Regions from separate parts of the Homo sapiens genome. Here all the other regions are linked to region 1. A link is a contact called in ENCODE Hi-C or POLR2A ChIA-PET data. All regions are on one chromosome and are shown on one strand. Each heading gives the region's core, a stretch centred on a gene start or an enhancer-like site at or near the end of the contact. The rest is flanking DNA. Distances are from core to core; before and after follow the strand shown. Region 1 holds the start of GIPR (gastric inhibitory polypeptide receptor). Region 2 holds the start of ERCC1 (ERCC excision repair 1, endonuclease non-catalytic subunit). Region 3 has its middle 7.0 kb from the start of MIR6088. Region 4 holds the start of RSPH6A (radial spoke head 6 homolog A).

The links. Hi-C counts contacts between places; a loop is a spot of excess contacts on that map. ChIA-PET counts read pairs that join two places held with the same protein, here RNA polymerase II (POLR2A). Pooled maps may share reads with other maps.
Region 2: a loop to region 1 is called in a pooled map, with 4 times the contacts of the local background. The contact joins the promoter of ERCC1 here to the promoter of GIPR in region 1. A Hi-C loop is called at or near these places in 1 of 37 single-sample maps with no recorded cell type and 6 of 50 pooled maps. POLR2A ChIA-PET finds 5 or more read pairs at or near these places in 6 of 52 experiments (A549, A673, HCT116 and 3 more).
Region 3: a pooled map shows a loop between it and region 1 (2.7-fold over the local background). The contact joins the enhancer-like site here to the promoter of GIPR in region 1. A Hi-C loop is called at or near these places in 8 of 50 pooled maps. POLR2A ChIA-PET finds 5 or more read pairs at or near these places in 9 of 52 experiments (A673, AG04450, GM12878 and 6 more).
Region 4: a pooled map shows a loop between it and region 1 (2.7-fold over the local background). The contact joins the promoter of RSPH6A here to the promoter of GIPR in region 1. A Hi-C loop is called at or near these places in 1 of 50 pooled maps. POLR2A ChIA-PET finds 5 or more read pairs at or near these places in 4 of 52 experiments (A549, B cell, WTC11 and 1 more).

What each region holds. Positions count from the first base shown.
Region 1 is chr19:45,666,334-45,669,470 of GRCh38, reverse strand. GIPR (gastric inhibitory polypeptide receptor) reads right to left here and starts at 1,250. Exons shown (of 14, transcript NM_000164.4): 1 at 1,173-1,250. RefSeq lists an enhancer at 546-825 and a silencer at 1,206-1,365.
Region 2 is chr19:45,422,303-45,425,439 of GRCh38, reverse strand. It overlaps ERCC1 (ERCC excision repair 1, endonuclease non-catalytic subunit), which reads left to right and starts at 1,523. Exons shown (of 10, transcript NM_001983.4): 1 at 1,523-1,659; 2 at 2,059-2,170. The coding sequence starts at 2,066. RefSeq lists enhancers at 795-1,089, 1,338-1,387, 1,448-1,537.
Region 3 is chr19:45,442,091-45,445,227 of GRCh38, reverse strand. It overlaps a transcript of ERCC1 not described here. Among named protein-coding and RNA genes, the nearest start is that of MIR6088, 7.0 kb to the right of the region's middle. RefSeq lists a silencer at 759-958. Within about 2 kb of position 1,672, at least 36 of the 41 ENCODE cell types and tissues checked have a DNase peak (open chromatin) inside an H3K27ac peak, as active enhancers do; they include A673 and HCT116, where a contact is called at or near this core.
Region 4 is chr19:45,813,731-45,816,867 of GRCh38, reverse strand. It overlaps RSPH6A (radial spoke head 6 homolog A), which reads left to right and starts at 1,560. Exons shown (of 6, transcript NM_030785.4): 1 at 1,560-2,341. The coding sequence starts at 1,692. SYMPK (symplekin scaffold protein) reads left to right here. Exons shown (of 27, transcript NM_004819.3): 24 at 1-70; 25 at 291-386; 26 at 685-1,017; 27 at 1,171-1,458. The coding sequence ends at 1,308.

The DNA.
Region 1 (3,137 bases), core at 1-2,500:
GGTCCCAGGGCAAGGTCAGCACCTCTGCCCTCCTACTCCAACCCCAGCGTCACCCCGCCTCAGGGATTCACACACAGGGGCAGACGGCTGGGGAGCCGTATACACGCGGGACTCCGAGGCAGCGCACCCGCTCCCGCAACTCCCAGGCGTGATGATCTGGGGGGAGGGAGAGGCACGCGGAGTGGGTGGAACTCCGGTGGTGGGCGGGGCCCCTTAAGTGATTCCCCGGCCTCCCCTGACTGTTGTTGGGGCAGCAAAGGTGGAAGGGGGGGGTGTTTGCTGAGCGGGCGGTTGCCCTAGAGCTACGCTGGGCGGAAGTGTCAGTGTCACCGAAGTCTGGACCTACAGACTCCTGGGAACCCGGGGACCGCCTTGGAGAGGAGGGGGTAGAAACCGTCAGCCTAGACCCCTTTTCTATGGGGAACTGAAAAACTTGAAGGTTTTCAGTACCCCCTAGTGGGGTACTTGAAACGCCCATCTGAGTTCCCACAGCCTGGTGGAGAACTTGAAACGCCCATCCGAGCTCCCACTCTCCAAGCCCAAAGGGTTTTCTAGCACACATAGGAACCTGACCTTACAAAACTTTCCCCGCTGGGGGTAGATAAAGCCCAGAGTAAGTGGAACAACCCTTTCCCAGCATCCAAATACTTAGGGACTAGAGAAGCGACAGATCCGGGGTTAGATGTGCAGATGCCTGGAAATCGGTCTAACGCCCGACACCCACTCACCCGCGCCCCCGCGGCTCCACGTAGAGAAAGACGGAAGCAGAGAGGATCTCAGGTCGAGCCTCAGAAGGACAGACAACGGCGTCACAGACACAAGAGACAGAAATGTAAAGACTGAGAGGCGCAGAGACGGAGGGACAGAATGAGACCCCCAGCCAGAGACCAGAGAAAAACAAACAGAGAAAGAGACGCAGATGTGGGCTAGGAGACAAAGAAGAGGCAGAGACGTGGAGGGAGACAGAGCAGGGGAAAGAGAAGTTATCTAGCAGCTAACCAGAGATGGAAACACGCAGACAGAGACATCAAGAGACAGAGATGAGCAGAGATGGTGGTGGGCACAGAGACAGAGAGACAAAGGCAGGGCAGAGAAGCAGAGAGGGAGAGTGCCAGAGACTTGAGAGGTCAAGGGGGGGCAGGGAGAATGGGCTGGGATTGGGGAGCCCTCACCTGTCCCCAGTCCTGCTCCTGGTCACTTGCTCCTGCAGCCCCTGCCACCGCTGCCTCCAACTGCCTTGTCTCGGCTCTGGGAGAGGTGACAGGCGCTGGCAGCCCGGGGTGATGGGAGGGGGCGGGGCCAAGGCGGGACAGGGAACGGAAGCGGGGAGCTCTGGGGCAGAGAGCCGAGCAGGGGGCAGTCATCAAGGTCATGAGGGAGGGCAGTTACTGAATTGTCCTTATCGTCCTGAGGACCCCTGCACCAAGTGTGTACAATCTCTCATGCTGTCCCACCCACAGGTACCCGCCCCCACCGCCACTCATTCCCAGAGCCTCAGTCACTCAATCAAACATGCAGTGTCACACACAATCCCATAGGCTGAGCCATGGAAAGGCACAGTCACAGAACCTCACAAGCTGTTACTCACACAGTCACACATTCAGTCACACCCATACAGTCCCATGGTCACACCCAGACAGCCACAGTCTCTCACTCACAGGTGGACAGTCATCCACTGTGACACACAGTCATGTACCCAGGGCTATGGACTCCTGCACACACACAGTAACGCTCACAGTGTCTCACAGTTCCAACAACACTGTCAATCACCCACACATTCACGCAATCACCGGGTTTCATCACAAACACTGTTGCCCTGCTAGCCTGTGTGGCCCAGGAGGGTAGAGCCAGGACATCTGGGTCACCACTGGGTCCCCAAAATCGTTAAGAGCAGGGGTTCAAGGAAGGATTGTCATGAAATAAATATACGCAGTATGCAGTTGTGTGGTTACTCGCAGACATAGAATTTTTTTTTTTTGAGACAGAGTCTTCCTCTGTTGCTGAGGCTGGAGTACAGAAGCATGATCTCAGCTCACTGCAACCTCCGCCTCCTGGGTTCAAGCAATTCTCCCACCGCAGCCTCCCAAGTAGCTGGGATTCCAGGCACACACCACCACAACCGACTAATTTTTGTATTTTTAGTAGAGACGGTGTTTCACCATGTTGCCCAGGCTGGTCTCAAACTCCTGACCTCAGGTGTTCCACATGTCTTGGCCTTCCAAAGTGGTGGGATTACAGGCGACAGCCACCACACCCGGCCCATACAATCCTTTTTACATTTTATTTATTTATTTATTTATGAGAGTGGAGTGCACTGGAACAATTATAGCTCACTGCAGCCTCCACTTCCTGGGCTCAAGGGATCCTCTTAACTCAGCCTCTTGACTAGCTGGGACTATGGGCATGAGCCACCATGCCCCACCATTTTATTAAAAAATAATTTCAACTTTTTTTTTTTTGAGACAGGGTCTCACTCTGTCACCCAGGATGGAGTGCAGTGGCGCCATCTTGGCTCACTTCAACCTCCGCCTCCAGGGTTCAGGAGATTCTCCTGCCTCAGCCTCCCGAGTAGCTGGGACTACAGGTGTGTGCCACCACACCCAGCTAAAATTTTTGTATTTTTAGTAGAGATGGGGTTTCACCATGTTGGCCATGCTGGTCTCCAACTCTTGGCCTCAAGCAATCCTCCTGCCTCGGCCTCCCAAAGTGCTGGGACTACAGGGATGTGCCATCACACCCAGCCTCAACTTTTATTTATTTATTTATTCATTTATTTTAATTCATTTTATTTATTATTTTTTCTAGACAGGGTCTCACTCTGTCACCCAGGCTGGAGTGCAGTGGCGCCAACTTGGCAACCTCTGCCTCTTGGGTTCAGGCGATTCTCATGCCTCAACCACCAGAGTAGCTGGGACTACAGGTGTATGCCACCACGCCTGGCTGATTTTTATATTTTTAGTAGAGATGAGGTTTCACCATGTTGGCCATATTGTTCTCCAACTCCTGGCCTCAAGTGATCCTCCCGCCTTGGCCTCCCAAAGTGCTGGGATTACAGGTATGAACCACCGCGCCTGGCCTTAACTTTTATTTTAGATTCAGGGGGCACATGTGCAGGTTTGTCACGGGGGTGTATTGCA
Region 2 (3,137 bases), core at 274-2,773, 240 kb after region 1:
TCCAGCCTAGGCAACAAGAGCAAAACTCCATCTCAAAAAATAATAAATAAATAAATAAATCTTACATAGATTAAAGCCAGATGACCTGCTCATTCTAGGTCATTACTGTTTGGGACCGTGTCTGTGTCCCTCACTGAACTGTAAGCTCTGGGAGGACAACACGGGGCTTTTATCTTTTACGTAGATAAAAGAAATGATAGAATATATCATTATAGCCGTGCACTGTAATCCCAGCACTTTGGGAGGTCACAAAGTGACCTCAGGATCAGCTGAGGTCAGGAGTTTGAGACCAGCCTGGCCAACATGGTGAAACCCCGTCTCTACTAAAAATACAAAAAAAAAAAAAAAAAAAAAAAATTAGCCGGGCATGGTGGCACATGCCTGTAATCCCAGCTACTAAGGAGGCAGGAGAATCGCTTGAACCCGGGAGGGGGAGGTGCAGTGAACTGAGATCGCGCCATTGCACTCCAGCCTGGGTAATAAGAGCGAAACTCCGTCTCGAAAAAAAAAAAAAAAAGAAAAAAAAGAATTTATCATTATGACCCTGGGTTATGGCAGGGCTCTTAACACACCAAAAGCAAAAGTCAGAACGGAACAGATTGATAAATAGTTGCGCATAAACACAAATAACTTCTGTGCCAAAAATAACTAAAGTTAAAGCCCAAAGTAGAAACTAGGAGGAAATGTTTGCAATATGGGTAACTAAGGATTAGAATCAGAATCCATAAAGTACCCCTAGAAATTAATAGTAATAAAAAAGCCATACAACCCATTTTAAAAATGGACAAGGAATATGAGCAAGCAATTCACAGAAGACAAAATTTACAAGACCAATACTTTCACAAAAAACATTCCATTTCCTTAGTAATCAGAGAGCTGCAAGTTAGAACAGTGTGATACTATCCTTTCAGGAAGTGACTAATACTAACTCATCAGCCAGGCCCCTGCTCAGATGTCCCTTCCTCCAGGAAGCCCTTCCGGACTCCGGGGCTGAGTCAGGCGCTCCCCCTGACCCCCATCCCACGGCTCTCCCGGGATCTCCCATCCCAGACCTGCCCATTCTGGGTCAGCACTGGGAACGTGTCTGTGTCCCTTACTGAACCGTAAGCTCCGGGAGGACAACACGGGGCTGTCGTTGGTCACTGCTGTGTCACCAGCACGGACTCGCACAGGACCGGGAAGAGAGGAAGCGCGTGGGGGGAATAGGTGTGGAATAAATGAATGAATGAGGAAACTGAAGCCAAGTCAATGTCTGAGTTGGATTCAAACTTAAGTCTCTCCTTACTGAGAGGAGGGACCAAGTTGGATCTCCTGCGATCTGTTCTCCACTGAGCCCTGCCAGGATTCTGGGCACACAGAAGCGCTCAGTAAGGGCTTTGAAACTTAACAGTTTGGGAGCCAGATCCTCAGGCCACATCTCTCTCCTCCCACGACCTCCGCGGTCCTCCAGAACCATAGAGAGTTGTACAGAGATCGCCCTGCTCTATGCTCTACTCTCCTGGGGAGCGGGGCCAGAGAGGCCGGAAGTGCTGCGAGCCCTGGGCCACGCTGGCCGTGCTGGCAGTGGGCCGCCTCGATCCCTCTGCAGTCTTTCCCTTGAGGCTCCAAGACCAGCAGGTGAGGCCTCGCGGCGCTGAAACCGTGAGGCCCGGACCACAGGTGCGGGAGGCGGAGACTGCGGGTGGAGATTGGCGCCGCGGAAGCCAATCATTGCCGAGTCTGAGAGATGGACAAGGCCAGGCGTGGGGAGGGCGTCCAGATGCTAGCCTCGGGGGCCGGACGAACGGAAGGCGGGGGATGGTGGGGACGGAGCCAATAGAATCCGGTGGGGGCGAGGGGCGGAGCGATGGGACTTGTGGACCTGTAAGGGGCGGGGCGAGCCGAAGGTGGAGGTCAAAGGGGCGTGGCGTTACAGAGCCTCTAGCGCTGGGTGTTGGGGACCTGACGCTATGGAGCTCTCGGAGTTTTGTGGGGGACGGCTGTGAGTGGGGGGTTCCTGCTGCGGGATGAGAACGTAGACGCCAGTGGCTCACTCGCTCCTGGCACCTTCCCTTTCAGGCTCCAGATGGACCCTGGGAAGGACAAAGAGGGGGTGCCCCAGCCCTCAGGGCCGCCAGCAAGGAAGAAATTTGTGATACCCCTCGACGAGGATGAGGTCCCTCCTGGAGTGGTAGGACAAGGAGATGCGGGGCCCCTGGGAGGCTGGGGGCTGTTAGGACGAAGAGGATAGGATGGGGCCTGTGGGACCAGGGTGTGGGTTAGTGGATTTGGGGGCCACGGACGACTTGGGGAAACAGTCCTTGGTCCTCCCCAGGTCCCAGTTTCCCCATCTGTGAAATGGATGGGTGGTTCTAAGAGAGGGCTAAGGCAGAGGCCAGACACTGGCATTCAGCAGGTAGCCCCTGATGTGTTTTACGAGGCCAGCACCCTGATTTTTCAAGACATGAATTTATTGCTCGTGTTTAAGAATCGCCAGGTTTTGCAATCTTAAAAAAATCTACACTTTAGACATATTTTGGTAAATGGAAGGACCTGGCAATATTGAAATCTCCTTCCCAAGGGAAAACAATCGACGGGTGATGAGCATTGGCTATGAAGAAAAGGAAAGTGGGCTAAGGATGTAGGGCATGATGGGGGAGAGGACCTTCCTACTCTATTTATTTATTTATTTATTTATTTTTTTGAGACAGAGTCTCGCTCTTTTGCCCAGGCTGGAGTGCACTGGCACCATCTCGGCTCACTGCAACCTCTGCCTCCTGGGTTCAAGCGATTCTCCTGCCTCAGCCTCCCGAGTAACTGGGATTACAGGAGCGCGCCTGGCTAATTTTTGTATTTTTAGTAGAGACGGGTTTCACCATGTTGGTCAGGCTGGTCTCGAACCTCAAGTGATCCGCCCACCTCGGCCTCCCAAAGTGCTGGGATGTACAGGCATGAGCCACCATGCCTGGCCCCTTCCTACTTTAGATAGGAAGGTCAAGGGAGGGCCTCTCTGAGGAGGTGACATCTTGGTAGAGACGTGAAAGAGGTGAGGGAGTGAGCCATGGCGACATCTGGGGTAGAGGGAACAGCCAGTGCCAAAGCCCTGAGGTCAGAGAGAGCCTGCCGTGTTCAAGGGCAGAACGAAGTCTGGTGGGGCT
Region 3 (3,137 bases), core at 423-2,922, 220 kb after region 1:
CTGGCCAACATGGTGAAACCGTGTCTCTACTAAAAATACAAGAAATAGCTGGGCGTGGAGGCACAGGCTTGTAATCCTAGCTACCTGGGAGGCTGAGGCAGGAGAATTGCTTGAACTCAGGAGGCGGAGGTTGCAGTGAGCCCAGATGGTACCATTGCACTCCAGCCTGGGCCACAGAGCGAAACTCCTCTCAGACAACAATAACAACAACAACAAAAAATCGGTTGAATGAATGAATGATGAGTGTACATGCCAGGAATTGTGCTACAAGCTCTGGGTCTGCGAATTCACTGAATCGTCAGAACAGCCTGATTTGCTAAGCGCTGCGTATTAATGTCCCCATTTTACAAATACAGAAACAGAGTCAGAGAGGGGAAGTCCCTCGAACTGAGTGCAAAGGTCCTGAGGACTAAAGATGGATTATTCTGCCATCAGGGGCGTCCCTGCCGGCCTCGGTGTTGCCCGTGTGTAACTGCATTATTTCTGTGCTTATTTCTGGGCCCCGTCCTTGTTCGATCTGTCGCGTGGTCTTTCCTTATATCTCTGCGCCCCGACAGTTCCCTGTTGCTTCGGCCTCCACGCATGTCTCCGAATTTCTTGCTCCGGGGCCCTGATCTCTGTATCTCCTCTTTGCTGCGCCTCAGTCTCCGGGTTTCTGCGCCCTGAGGCCTCTGGGGGCCAAGGCCGAGGGTTTGGCGCGCAGGCCTGGGTGCTCCGTCCCGGCCCGGTGGCCTCCTGACCGCCCAGCCTCATCTGGCGGCCCTGGGGCGGGGCGGGGCCTGTTGCCTGGAGACCAGTGTTTTGCCGCAGCAAACTGGGTCTCTGGGCCACCGCGGGGGGGCGGCCTGGGAACCCGCGCCGGGCGTGGGAGCGCGCCCGGGAGGGGCGCGGGCCGGCCTTGGGCCTAGGGGCGGGGAGGGGCTCCGGGGTGGGGGGCGAAGCGGCTGGCTGGGGGAGGGGGGGAAATGGGGAACAGGATTTGGGGAGATGAGGTAGGGACATGGGGCAGTTCGAGGAGACAGGAGGGAACTGCGGGAGGCTGGGATTAGGAGGACAAGAGAGTGTATTGGGGTCAGTTGGAGGGAAGCGGGTGAGTCGGGGGCTAGGGAGGGCTGGGAGATATTGAGGAAAGCTTGGGGGAGCCCGGGGAGGGGATTGGGAGGGCCTGGGCAGGATAGTGGGGGTAGTTGAGGGGGTGGGAAGAGGGGCCCGGTATGGATGAGTGAAGGAAGGACCGGGGACACTGGAAGTTTAGGGGATTCGGGAATTACAAGCGATGAGTGTGAGGGCAGAGAGTTTCGGGGGGCGTTGGGAAGGTGTGAAAGGACGGGGTACGGGGTGTAGAGGAGAGAGGTTTGCCGGTTCGGAGAAAGAACCGAACTGCAGGGCCACAGGAGGGTAGAGTTGGGAGGAGATAGGATCCCCAGGGAGAAGGAGGCTAAACCGGGCCGGAAACAAGGGTGAATCAGAAGAGGGGGAGCCCCTGCCACTTCCAGGTTCCTGCGGGAGGGGCCCTCCTTGCCCATTGTCCCCGGCCCGGCCAGGACATCCGGCGACTTCCCTCGGGACGCGACGACGGGTTGTGTAACCCTGCCCGGCCCGCCTGCTCCCGGGGGCGGGGCCTGAGTCTGGACTCCCGGGTTCCTCTCCGCCCCCATCCCAAGGGAGACGCCTGGGTCGGGATCCTGGGGGAGCGGCTCGTGACGTCACAAGTGGGCGGAGTCCACCAACGGCGCGAACCCGTTTTCTTACTCACTGGCGATCTGGGATCTGGGACCCAAGGTGGGGAGGGGTGTTCTTAGCGATCCCCTTGGTTGAAGCAGCCCAATGACCGCGAGGGTAAACTGAGTCCCAGACGGTGCTGACCCTTTTCATTCGATTCATTCATTCAGTAAGATGTATGGAGCGCCGGCTGTGTCCCAGTTACTGCCTTAGGTGATGGGGACACAGCAGTGACTGATCCTTGCAGCCCCTGGGCGGACCCCATCCCAAACTGAGTGTGACTGACTACAGCCATACCTCCTTGGAGCCTGGCCTCCTTCACTAGACAAATCAATAAGATGGACCCTCACATCCAGGCAGCTGGGAGACCCCTCCCTAGTGCAGAGGGCACCACACATCCCTCAGCTCCTGAGTCCCTGGTCTGTGTGTGACTGCATCTCCCCTTCCTCCCCCGATGGCCTGTCACTTCCTCTTATCTTCATCCCCCCCGCGGGGCATGACTAGGGATGCTGGTCTTAAGGCAGTTGGCAAATCACTCAGACGTCATAACTAAGCCGGCTGTGCTATCACCGAGATGTGTCCCTGAGATGTCATTAAGCAGCCTGCTTCTTCTATACATACCTCTGGGGTGCTGTGGGTCTGAGGAGGGGCCACGCCCTGCTGCTGGTGGTTCCTCAGCCTGCCAAACAGAGTTATCTACTTCCATCCAAGCCCTCCATCAGAAGGTTCTGGAAGATGCCTTCCTGGCTACCCTTAGTCTTCTTCCAGGCAGCCTTCCTTGACTCCCCACCCCTGTCACCCTCCCTGGGATTTGTATCCTGGCCTGAACCTTGCCTCTTTGATCTCATCCACTTCCTTGCCTCAACTTTGAAAAGCCTTCAGAACCGGGCCCTCAAAAGGACACATCCTTGCACCTCTCCAAGCCTCAGTTTTCCCATCTCTAAAATGGGCATAGCAATGGGGTCTGGCCTACTCACTGAGTGCTGAATGATTCCAGCCACTTCATTTCTGTGATGGGCTTTGCATAGGCCAGGGACATCGTGAGAGCTCAGTGAATCCTACTGGCCAAGATACATAAAAAATAGTTAATATTGAGAAGTGGGGATCAGAGTGGGAGGGAAATTTACTTTTCCAAGGTATACCCTTTTGTAGTTACCAAAACTTTTTTTCTTTTTCTTTTTTTTTTTTTTGAGACAGGGTCTCTGTTGCCCACGCTGGAGTGTAGTGGTGCCATCTCGGTTCACTGCAACCTCCACCTCCTGGGCTCAACCGATCCTCCCACCCACCTCAGCCTCCTGAGTAGGTGGGACCACAGGTGCATGCCACCACACTTGGCTAATTAAAAAAAATTTTTTTCCCAGAGATGAGATCTCACTATAATGTCGAGGCTGGTCTTGAACTCCTGGGCTCAAGCA
Region 4 (3,137 bases), core at 311-2,810, 150 kb before region 1:
CGTCTTTGACAAGTGCCCAGAGCTCCGGGAGCCCCTGCTGGCCCATGTCCGCTCCTTCACCCCCCACCAGGTACCCCTTCCCCCCACCAGGTACCCTTTCCCCCCACCCAGGGTGTGCGGTGGGCGGCCCCCTGGGTCCCTCTGGTTGGTGGGGACTGGATGGAGGCGGACACAAGAAGGCCCTGCACTGCTGGGAGTTCTGGAGGGTTAGGGCCCCCGGACCTGAGGTGTGCAAATGGGGTCTCTGTGCCAGAGCTGCCCCCAGCGCCCCCTTCCTGCTCTCCACCCAGCAAGCTCACATCCCTAACTCCATCATGACCATCTTGGAGGCCAGCGGCAAGCAGGAGCCAGAGGCCAAGGAGGCGCCTGCGGGGCCCTTGGAGGAGGTGAGGGCCCTGCAGCCCACCCATCTGGATCCCCAGACTCCCACCCCCTACCCCAAGCCAGCAAGGCTCACCATGGCCTCCTCCTGACCCCGAGAGACTCAGGCCACCCCTGCCTCTGGGCCACCCGTCTCCCAGGGGATGCTCCTGCTGGGAGTTGGGGGTCTGGGGGACAACTGCCCCTTCCTCCCCATGCTCTTGGTGAAGAACTCAAAGACCACCTCAGGGTGGTTCCTTCTCTTTCCGGCCGTCCTCTGAGCCACCCACCTCTGAGCTTCTGTGTGGCCCTCCCTATCCCCAGGATGATCTGGAGCCCCTGACCTTGGCCCCGGCCCCAGCACCCCGGCCCCCTCAGGACCTCATCGGCCTGCGACTGGCCCAGGAGAAGGCCTTAAAGCGGCAGCTGGAGGAGGAACAGAAGCTGAAGCCGGGAGGAGTGGGAGCCCCCTCCTCTTCCTCCCCCTCTCCCTCTCCGTCGGCCCGGCCAGGCCCGCCCCCGTCTGAGGAAGCCATGGATTTCCGGGAGGAGGGGCCTGAGTGCGAGACCCCGGGCATCTTCATCAGCATGGATGACGACTCGGGGCTGACCGAGGCCGCGCTGTTGGACTCTAGTCTCGAGGGCCCCCTACCCAAGGTAGGGAGAGCAGCCTCCGCTGCGAAGGAAGAAGCCGGATCTGGGCCGGGGTGAAGGTGGGGGAGGAGGGGCCATCAGGGGGCAGGGCCTGAAGGGGAGCGTGGAGGTGACCGCGCCCTCCACCCGGCTGCCCTTTCCTTCCCCGGTCACCAGGAGACGGCAGCGGGCGGGCTGACCTTGAAGGAGGAGCGGAGCCCCCAGACCCTCGCACCTGTTGGAGAAGATGCTATGAAGACTCCCAGCCCGGCTGCCGAGGACGCCAGGGAACCCGAGGCCAAGGGGAACAGCTGACGGGGCTCGAGGGGGAAAGGGGGTGGGACAGGGACTCGGGGCTGGGGGACGGGGCGGGGCTTGACCTGCGGGTGCTTTGCCTTAAAAAGAAATAAAAGATGTGAACTTGGGCAAGTTACTGAAAAGAAAAAAAAAAAGGGATGGCGGGCCTGGGGCGCGGGTGCCGTCTCGAGTCTGGCGCGACGTCCACCGTGGGGCTGCGCGGGATCGGGAGTGCGCGCCCAGAGCCTGCGCGGAACCCACCCTGGCCCGCTCCCCGCGCCCTCCACGGGTAACGGCCCCCTCTCTCGGTGCTCAGAAACCGGCGGTGTCGACAGGTGGCTCTCGCTTGGCCTCCTTGTCTGCAAGCCTTTCTCCTAGAGATCTGTGCCTCCTGGCGAACCATGGGAGACCTGCCGCCCTACCCTGAGCGCCCTGCCCAGCAGCCTCCGGGCCGGAGGACTTCTCAGGCCTCCCAGAGGCGGCACAGTCGGGACCAAGCTCAGGCCCTGGCAGCGGACCCCGAGGAGAGGCAGCAGATACCTCCAGACGCCCAGCGAAACGCCCCTGGTTGGTCACAGAGGGGCAGCCTGTCCCAACAGGAGAACTTGCTGATGCCCCAGGTCTTCCAGGCTGAGGAAGCCCGGCTGGGTGGCATGGAGTACCCATCTGTGAACACGGGCTTTCCCTCAGAGTTCCAGCCTCAGCCTTACTCTGATGAAAGCAGGATGCAGGTCGCCGAGCTCACCACCAGCCTAATGCTGCAGCGGCTCCAGCAGGGCCAAAGCAGCCTGTTCCAGCAACTGGACCCCACCTTCCAGGAGCCCCCAGTCAACCCCTTGGGCCAGTTCAACCTCTACCAGACAGACCAGTTCTCTGAAGGTGCCCAGCACGGGCCTTACATAAGGGATGACCCTGCCCTTCAGTTCTTGCCCTCTGAGCTGGGCTTCCCACACTACAGTGCCCAGGTGCCTGAGCCCGAGCCTCTGGAGCTGGCCGTGCAGAACGCCAAGGCCTACCTGCTGCAGACCAGCATCAATTGCGACCTCAGCCTGTGAGCAGGGGCTAGGAGTGGGGCGGGTGGGGGACCCAGGCAGGGAGGGGCCCCACCCGAAGTGCCTGCCTCAGTCAGTCAGACAAGGGATCATCCCTCATGGAAAACCAGTGACTCTAATTCAGCTGAGTCGGAATCAATGCCAACAACAGCTAGCATTCACTTCCCAGACATGTGCTGGCACTGCACACACTCACCTAATTCTCACCGGAGATGAGCACATCAGCTCATCCTACTTTACAGAGGAGGAGACCGAGACACAGAGAAGTTGGGTCGCTTACCCAAAACTACACAGCTAGGATATGGCAGAGTCAGGATTCCAGAACACGTGATTTGGCTCCCCAAGCCCTCTTGCTTTTTTTTTCCCCCAGACATAGTCTCACCCTGTCACCCAGGCTGGAGCACAGTGGCGTGGTCTTGGCTTAGGGCAACCTCTCCTTCCCAAGTTCAAGTGATTCTTCTGCTTCAGCCTCCCGAGTAGTTGGGGTTACAGGCGCGCTCCACTTCACCCAGCTAATTTTTGTATTTTTAGTAGAGGCAAGATTTCACCATGTTGCCCAGGCTAGTCTCAAACTCGACCTCAAGTGATCCGCCCATCTCAGCCTCCCAAAGTGCTAGGATTGCAGGCATGAACCACCGTGCCCAGCCCTCCTGAGACCCTCTTATCCTGCAACTAAACCTCCCTGCCTGAGGAAGATACTTGCCAAAGCCACTTAGCTACAGTCACAAAACACTGCTCTCAGCCTCCATTAGATACCCAGGATGCTCTCATTCTAGGAGAGTGGACAAGAAACAG